Linked DNA regions of Mus musculus: region 1 is linked to region 2. The links are chromatin contacts, found by Hi-C or POLR2A ChIA-PET in ENCODE. All regions are on one chromosome and are shown on one strand. Each heading gives the region's core, a stretch centred on a gene start or an enhancer-like site at or near the end of the contact. The rest is flanking DNA. Distances are from core to core; before and after follow the strand shown.

Region 1 (4,469 bases), core at 1,615-4,114, 950 kb before region 2:
GGGTACTGGAGAATGGAAAGTAACCTTTCAACTTAGTGTTGGGAAGATGCAGTCAGGAGAGGAAAGACGATCGAGTTCCCACTGGTTAGCAGCGGAGCAAACAGCTGAGTCAGGATGACCAGGCCCGAGCTCTGTGAGTTCTGAAGATTCCTATTTGAAGTGTCTCCTGGGATAGAAGTGTATAAGCATTGTGTGCATGAGTTGATGGGCTGTGCATATGCAGCAAGCATTCTGCCTGAAGTGGCCTGACACATAGGGGTCTGCCTAAGTAAGTGCTGTAAGACCATGACTGCCTGTTCTGGGATGCTTATCCTATCCTGGGACACCAGTTGCTGACCTCTGAGCATGTGGCTGAAGATGACTCAGTGTCTGATGCAGAGAATGCAGGCAGCACATGCTAATGAGGTGGTAGTAATGGTGCTGGTCCCATAAGTCAATGAAGCAAAGGCTTCCTGACTGATGTCATGTGGTTCACTGACAGCCCTTTCTTCTCCCTTTTCTTTTCTCTTTCTTTGTTATCATTTTCTTTCACTATTTCCTTATCTCTTTCAAGAAAATTGTTAACTTTCAAAGTATTTCAGGTTTAGGTGTTGGGGTGATGGGGCAGACCTGTAATTCTAGTACTTGGAAAGCTAAGGAAGGAGGATCCTGAGTTCTAGGCCAGACTGGGTCTAGAGTGAGACTGTCACAAACAAACAAACAAACAAACAAAAATGTATTTTAGATTTAAAATATGCCAAGTACCCATGATCCTCAGAGGATCTTTACAATAAAGGGTTTTCAACAAAGTTTTCTTGGAGTTAGTCACAAGGCTAGACTGTCTGAAATGAAACTTTGCAAAGGCCTTCCTAGATTGTTCTTGGTGTATAAATGGAATTTCAGGAAATTCTATTCCCTAATGTAACCTTCCTTAAATGTATCTGTGATGTAAGAGTATCAGCCATCACAATATGTAGGCCCTGGCTTCCAATGGCATACCACCATGATGCTGCCCAATTGCTTCAATCCAGTTCATCAGAGACATAGTTATCTCACCTATTTCTAGAATGACCAGCTTTCCAGAAGTCTCTCCCTGGTGTCTGTAGGCCAGCCTGGCTGCCCAGGTTATGGCTTTCTCAGTACAGTCTTCACAGACCTTACAGAATTAAAAAGATTCAAGGATCACAGCATCTTTGTAAAACCCTAGTCCATGTGTCTGCATGACTCTTTTTAGAATCTATCTGCAATAGATAAATGGTACTGGTTTGGTCAGCAACTCAGTCACTGAGATAAGTAATTGCTGTAGATATAGAGAAAGCTGTACTGGAAATGTGAATGATTTGTATTCAGTAGTGATTATAACTAGTTTACCAAGCATTTTCTTTTCACTATGTTCAAAACCTTTACAAGTAAAGCCAGACCCCAGTGTCTATGTGCTCTGCATCTATGAATCTACTCAAATATTAAACAAAATTTAAATAAAATTGCATTTCTAGTTTGTATGTGCAGATTTCTTATCACTATTCCCTAAACAATATTGTAGTGTATCTACTTATGTGGCATTTCCATTATATTGACTATTATAAGCAGTTGTGGAGGTGATTTAAAGCCTGTGTGTAAATGTTCACATCTTATATTCAAATACAATGCCATCTATGTAAGGTACTTGGGCACCCATGCATTTGCATATCATAGGAGGATCATGGGAGAATCTCTCACAGATAACGAGGGACACTGTATCAACTTACATGATGAGGAAACTGAAACTTGAGGGTTGGTGACCTGCCTCCTGCTTCTTAGAGATGTGAGTGATAAGCCTGGAATTAAGTACACAACCAGAGAGATCCTAAGAACACATACTCCCAACAGTCCAAAACATGGAAACCCACACAAATGACTCTATTAGATACCTATTTCTGTTTAACTGAGACTCCCGGAATGTGCTGGCTTGAGATGACAATTTATTTTCTGTGGATTGAGGTTCCAGCTGTAGCTCAGCCGGAGCCTCTGGCTTTTGTTCCCTCATTAGAGAGAAGTGAAGCCACCAGCAGAAAAACTGGGTCATCCTGAGGCAAAACTGGGATCAGAGCCTCTCTTCAATTCTTGTCATGTGGGTACTATCATAGCTGCCTGACTGTCCTCATGGAGTGGCAGTCAGGGATTCTAGTGACAGGGTATTGGGAGACACAAAATTTAAAACCCACTTTTTAGTTGCACCTCATTGTAAAAGTGGCATCCCATCATTGTTGCTGTATTTTTGTCTTCTGAAGCAAACTGGTGAGGCCAGGCTGTGTTGAAGGAAGAGGGGGATTCACTGAGAGTGCCGAAGAGGCTGCCTGTCTCAGAACGTTTGGAAATTGGAAAAATCAAAATGTGCAACAGAGGTAAGCTTCAAGTCTAAATTGTCAGAGCCATTTCCCCCACATTTACCTGTGGAAATGCTTGTTTTGTTTCATGAATGAAAATAAGCTTAAGTTTACACCTTTATTAAAACCTAGAGAAAGAACTGCCTTTGCTCGGGTGTCTTTAAATGCCCCTACTGTGTTGGGGAATTGCTCCACTAGTTGTGACAAGGACCCCTTCTTCCTGAAGATGAAGCAATAACAAAGGGCATTGCTCTCTCTCTCTAGTCTCTCCCAAGCGGTCCATCTTTCTGGCAGCTGCTGCCCCTTACAGTTCAGCAGCCCCTCACGCCCCTGCCATTTTCCACAGTGCAACACTGAAGCTAGGTCAGGCTGCTCTTTCATTAAAATTCCCCACAAATACAGCACTGTCGATTCCAAAACGGTTTTCCAGGCCTGGTCAGTCAGTAAGAAAGCCCGAAGAGCCTTGGAGGTTGCCATGGCAACCGCCAACCCAGAAAGGCAAGGAGGACAAGCAGGCTAAATTGGCTGCCTGGGGAAGCGGGCGGGGGTGTCCAGTTTTGGAGCCAGGAGCCAGACTGGGATGCTTCCTGCATACAGAATAGCCTGGAGGAACAGGGAAGTGGGTGTCTTTGAAAGCAGGTCAGAGGGGGAAGCCAGAAGGGACCAGTGTCTGCAGCTAGTCCATGCGTTCCCAGGGTATTAGAATCAGGGCTGGCTCTCTGTGCTCCAACCTCCGCCACCCCACCTCAACCGCCATATCTTCGGCATGTGCCATTCATGTAACACCTCATATAAGCAATTCCTCCCAACAAGGACACGAAACAGGAGATGGTGTAAGTGGCATGCACTCCGCTTTCCTCTGAGAAGAGAAGAGCGGTGTTTTCTAGAGTCCACTGCTCCACTGTCTTGCGCTTTCTCTCTTTGCCGCTCCCTCCACTCTTCCATCCCTCACCCTCCCACCCCTCCTCACCCCCTGCCTTTGCTCTTTCTCCATTTAATGTAATCTAAATAATTTTTCTTTCTTAAAAGATGTCTGCTGCCACCTGCTGGAAAATCTTATTCTTTGCAGATAAAATTGCAAACAACTGAGCTGAGAAAACAAGATACTGTAGAAAGTACCTACAGCATTTTGCTCCAACTCATTAGCTACTAAATACAAGGTTATTTGTTGTGTTCTGTTTCCACTCCTAGGCCCTCAGTGTTTTGGTGATGTCTTCAGACCTCCTGGAGATAGAGAGATCCTAAAATCCATGCGTCGGGTCGGTGGGCGGGTGGGGGGGGGGGGAAGATGCAGATGCCTCCTTGTCTTTCAGAATCTCCCAAATTGACTGAACATTACTCTTGCGTCCTCACGTTCTAACAGCCTCTCCCCCATCTCCTTCATCCACATTTTGTTCTGTCAAGGAAGGTCATTACAACCCACATTTATTTTATAAAGAATGCCAATTTGTTTCGCCTCTTGTTGGAATAGAGTCTTTTTACAGTCACTTAAAAATAGAAATCCAATATTATAATTTTGATATGCCAACTTCACAACCTAATCACTACATTTAGAACTAAAAGTTCCTCCAACTGTCACCTAAGGAAAAGGTCACCATACAAAGTGGCAAATTTCAAAAGAAAAATAGCCCACTACCGAACAGTTTTTATGTGCATACAAACCTCAGGTCATGTATTGTACACGACACCAAACTCCGATAGCTTTGAATGGTTTATTTCACATGAATTTCCTTCGCCTAATAAAACAGGTATTCCTTGCTAGCTGAGGGGGGTAGAGGGGGGTGGGAATTGGGGGAGTAAGAATGAGGGGGTAGAGGGGAAGGACAGCTTTTAACGCTGCAGCATGATGATTTAGATTTAGCCTTGTTCACCCACAATCTTTGCTCCAAGAACTATCTGGGTGCTTGCTGAGATCCATGACAGAGCCATGTTATCCTAGAACATGGTCTAGTTCAGTACTACGGTGAGAACAGTCCAAGAAATCCACAGATCCAGGGAGGATGAGGAAGTTCAAGATGAGATTTTTTTTTGTGTGAGTATTGGATGCTGCAAGAATTCCAGATTTTTTTTTTTCTCTTGCTTGGATCTGTTCCTTTGGATTCGATCAGTTGGTTGCTCACCAAT
Region 2 (4,391 bases), core at 1,888-4,387:
AAACCAGAGGTGTTGGGTATTCCTGGAACTTTAGTTACAGGTGTTTGTGAGCTGGCTGGTGTGCATCCCAGGAACTGTTTCAACTGCTGAGCCACATATCATCTCTCCAGGCCCTAGATAGAATCTTGGTTCTCACATGGTACTTCCTTTGACTGAAATGTTGCATCTGTAGATTTTGTTACTTACCCATAATTCCATAATGACTTTTATTTCCTTTTACTGGCAACTTTTTCTTCTCCAGTACCAAAAGGAAACCTTCTCCCCAAACCAACATTTGTAAGATCAAAACCTTGTAGATATGCTCAGCTGTTAGGCACTCAGTTATGCCATGCACACACATTTGCATCTGTCAGTGGTGGATGTGAACTTTTCCCTAAGCCCACCAGGGATAAACTGTTTGAATGTTATATTTCTATTCAGTTTTTGCTGCTTTACCCAACGGCAGGGTATACCTAGATCTGCCATCGACCTGCATGCTGCTACTCAGTAAATCACAAATATACAGTAGTAGGCTCTGTTTTCATTTATTTATTATTTATCACCCTGGCTATTGGTTAATTTGGTTAGGGGCAGTCACACCTTACATATTTCATGGCTACTGCAAAAAAAAAAAAAAAAAAAAAAAAAAAGATCTAGTTAATTTCTCTCCTCTAAATGTCAGGTTCTGGTGGTAAATTCTGCCTGGATTTGGTTGTAAATTCTGTCTGCCCTCTTTCACTGTAAGGAACAATAAAGTGAGGTTCAGTTTCTTCTTTATCAGCTCCTGAGTGCTCTTTCAAAAACCTCCACAAGAAACAGGACCCTAGGCGATGGGTGTGGAAAGGAGGAGGAGTCTTTAGAAGGCAATTGTAGCAAAGATGAAAAAGGTAACACGTTCCACAGCATCTTGGTTTTTGTTCTGTTCTCTCAGGATGGTGGCAGACACAAAAGCTGTCAATGAGGATCGAAAGGACCCTCAACAGCATCAGCAGGGCAGAGACCTGGAGGGGGGGTGTGCATAAGACGGGGAGAGGACAGGGGTGGGGTGGTGAAGAGGTGCCAAGCACTATCCCCAGAGCTAGAGGCTCCTCTAGGGATCAGAGCTGGTGAGCCACCTCCCGAGATGGAGTGGGAAGGGGAGGCTGAGGGGCGGGGTAGAAGGCTTGAGCGGTAGCCCTTGATTGGGTCGCATACTGTCGTAGCGTCACCGGATTGGACGGTTTGCAGCGGGAGATGTTATGAGGTGCAACAGGGCGGAGCCAGCCGTTCGGGTCAGAGCCCAGGCCCGGGAGTGGGCTGTGGAGCGGCTGCCACGGGGCTGGCGGCTTAACTAGTGACGGGAGCGTGGGGAAAGCCCAGCCACCGCCGCTCGGTTCCGCTAGCCGCGCCTAATCGCTCAGCCGCCCTGCAGGTTTTAAAAAAAAAAAAACAAGAAAAAAATTCTGAATGACTCGTAACCGCCACCACCCAGTCCCTGCTTACCGCAGGAAGCTACCTTGCAGTGCGGCGGGCAGGGACACTCCCTTATCTGGAAGCTCCACATCCCGTAGCTTCTCGCCCCACCCGCTGCAAAAAAGGGGCCGCCGTCCCCCAAGACCTGTCCGGCAGACAGCTGCAGGGATGTGCTCGCTCCCGGAGCGGCGCTCGGGAAGCAGCCGGAGTTGTGTGCCCAGCGTCGGGGTGCGGGGACGAAAGAGCTAGCGGGTGCCCAGGTTGTAGGGGGCCTGGCGAGCACCACCCCTGTCCCGGCCCGTCTTCCTCCTCTAGCTTGGCTCCCGGGGCCGGGTGACTGCAGACCGAAAACTCCTCGCCCCGGAGCGTCCCCCGGGAGGGGAGGGGAAGGAGGTGGGGTAGAAGGAGGTGGATCCAGAAGGAAGGCGCGAGCAGTCCGCCCCCGGGAAGCAGCTCGCGCGCCCGCCGGCCCGGCCAGTCTCGCGCTCGGCGATCGCGGGCGCGGGAGCGTGGGGCCCCGGCCGGCCCGGCCAGGCTTGAGTGCGGCGGCCGCCGCCCCGCCCCACGCCCTCCCGCGGCGCCCAGAGCCCGAGGCTGGCCGGGGCAGGTCGCGGCGCTGCCTGGGAGCCGACCCTTAACCCGCGTTCTCCGTTGCGTGGCCGCTCCTCTCACCGCCTGGGGCTGAAGCGCGGGCCCGCGGAGGCCGCGCCCGCGTGTGTGCAGCGAGGGAGGCCGGGGCACAAAGGCGAGCGGCGGGCGCCGGGGTCCGGCGGGCTGCGGAGGAGGGGCGGCGCCTCATGAATATTAACCGAGCCGCGGCCTAGCGCGCCCCGCCGCGGGCCGAGCTGCCGAGCGGAGCCCTTGCTTCCCGCACGCGCCCCGGCCGCGCTTCCCGGGAGCCCGCGCCGGCGACCCGCCTCAGGAAGGGGCGGAGGAAATAGTGGTAGGTGGGTGGTTTGCTCGTCGCTTTCCCCTCTGCTTCAGGTGGCCGGCGGGGAGGGCGAGCCGGGCTCGGGGGTGGGGGGCCGTAGCCGGGAGCTGAGAGTTGCCGGGGCCGCGGCTCTTCCGAAGCATGCTAGGGATCCGGAGCGGGAGCGGGAGCGGCGCCGCGTCCCACCCGCGGCCGCACGCCTCCCCACCCATCCCCGCCGCGGGCCAAGGAAAACAGCCGTCTCCTTGGGGGCGCGGGCCGGGGCGCAGGGCAGGCTGCCACGGCCGGCCGGAGTCACCCGCGGCCCGGGCGGCCGCCGCCACAGACGCCGCCGAGCCCACGCCCGCCCTGGTCCGAGCTGGCTTTTTGTTTGTTTGTTGGGGAGTTGTAGGGCGTCTGCGAGTCTAACCCGGTGCGGAGAAAACTTCGCTTAAGAGTAGGTGTCCGGGTGCTGCAGAATGAGCCCACTGCCTCGGCGTTGCCCAGGAAATGCAGCACTTGAATCGGGATTTTTTCTCCCCCCTTCTCGAAGGCTTCATAGCAGCCAGGCGTGTTTGACATAGCCACCGGGGCAGTTCTGAGGTCTCGTTCTCTTTCTCTAACCGACCTTCAGGCGTTTTCCTTCTTTTTTAATTGTTGCATGAGAGGATTCACCTTAGTAGACTTTACTTCTTCGTATTGTGGGAGAGGGGGAGCTTGGTCCGGGCTTGTGGCAAGGCTAAAGATCGGCGCCTGGGGAAAGTTCATGTCCTTCATTAACTTCTCCCTGTTCCAGGAAGGCTCTCCGAAAGCTGATTTTTCTCTGGCCTCCGAGTAACACCGCCTGGAAGCGGACCTCTTCTCTCTGCACTTGGCTTCCACCCTACCTGCCAAGGAAACCTGTCGCCCTTGAACTTTAAGACTGGAGAAATGAAGAGGGCTAAGTCTGTTGAAGAAGGTATTTGAAGGGGCTTCCTGCAAATCGTTTTTTTGACCAGTCCTTCATCGCCTCAGAATCTGCTGTGGAATTGCTTCCCGTTTGGTGTGTGGTGGCACTTCTCCAATGTGGACTCCAAAGGATTTGTCCCTTTACAATTTGAAATGAAATGATGGCCACACATTGGACTGGTCTGCCTGAGGAAGATGGTGACAAACTCAAGGCCTGTGGGGCGGCCTCTGCCTGTGAGGTAAGCCAGCTAGCTGGGCGGTGGCTCATGTCTGTGAGCGTGCTGAGAGTACGGGGTCGTCTGCCATTGAGTCGGTCGGTCAGCTGTTTGGTGGCAGCGCCCCAGTTGACCTGGAGGGAGGTGAAACCTGGCCTAGGACTGTTTCTAGGGACTTTAGCGATTAATTAGCAGGGGCAAGTCTGTCTTACATGCCAGAATCCTGGTTACCCTTCTGAGCAGGGGGCAGTCTTCCATGTCTTCCCGAGAAGCCTGAGACCAGTAATATTCAGCATCCATTTTTCCTCCAGTGTTTTGGACACTGGTCAGCTTGGGGCTGGCTTTATGTAACTCTTGTGTGTGTTACATCCTCTGTGGCGAGGGCAGGTGGTACTCTTTGGTGCGGCCGGAATCCAATGTTTTCGACTCAGATGGGAAGGGATCCTGGTTCCTAGTGGTGCCTATAGCAGCTTTGGGTGGGAATCGAAGGCTTCCATGGACGGTTTAGACTCAGTCTTGGAAAACACCTGTGGTGTTGAAATTCCAACCTCCTGGAAATCTTCTGGCTTTGCTGTTCTTTTATTAAGCTCAGTTGGCCCGTATACCGCTGCACGGTTCTGTGGGCTCTTGTGGGTGGCAGGTGCCTTTCACTGAAGTGCAGAGAACGGCTGGCTGAGAAGTTACTTAGGGCTTGTAAAAAAAAAAAAATTTTTTTTTTTTTTTTTGAGCCACCCGAACAGAATTTGTAGAAAATCTGTTCACTTTTGGCATCACTTGCTCTGGTGTCTTTTATTCCTTTATTCCTTGATTTTGAGCTGGTGTACGTGGAGTTTATGTTATGGTTCTATCGTATTTACTTTGTTTTATATAGTTCCTGTAATTTGCTT

The links. A loop is a pair of places that touch in the nucleus more often than their neighbours do. ChIA-PET counts read pairs that join two places held with the same protein, here RNA polymerase II (POLR2A).
Region 1: a loop to region 2 is called in a map of left cerebral cortex, with 4 times the contacts of the local background. The contact joins the enhancer-like site here to the promoter of Arhgap21 in region 2. A Hi-C loop is called at or near these places in 1 of 37 maps with a recorded cell type or tissue (left cerebral cortex). POLR2A ChIA-PET finds 5 or more read pairs at or near these places in 1 of 5 experiments (embryonic stem cell).

Annotation. Positions count from the first base shown.
Region 1 is chr2:21,916,855-21,921,323 of GRCm38, reverse strand. It overlaps Gm39767 (a long non-coding RNA gene), which reads left to right. Exons shown (of 6, transcript XR_866004.1): 4 at 2,250-2,363. Among named protein-coding and RNA genes, the nearest start is that of Gm39767, 45 kb to the left of the region's middle. Within about 2 kb of position 2,864, at least 2 of the 3 ENCODE cell types and tissues checked have a DNase peak (open chromatin) inside an H3K27ac peak, as active enhancers do.
Region 2 is chr2:20,966,467-20,970,857 of GRCm38, reverse strand. Arhgap21 (Rho GTPase activating protein 21) reads left to right here and starts at 3,137. Exons shown (of 24, transcript NM_001081364.3): 1 at 3,137-3,528. The coding sequence starts at 3,448. It overlaps Gm13375 (predicted gene 13375), which reads right to left and starts at 1,984. Exons shown (of 2, transcript NR_033225.1): 1 at 1,475-1,984; 2 at 510-1,384.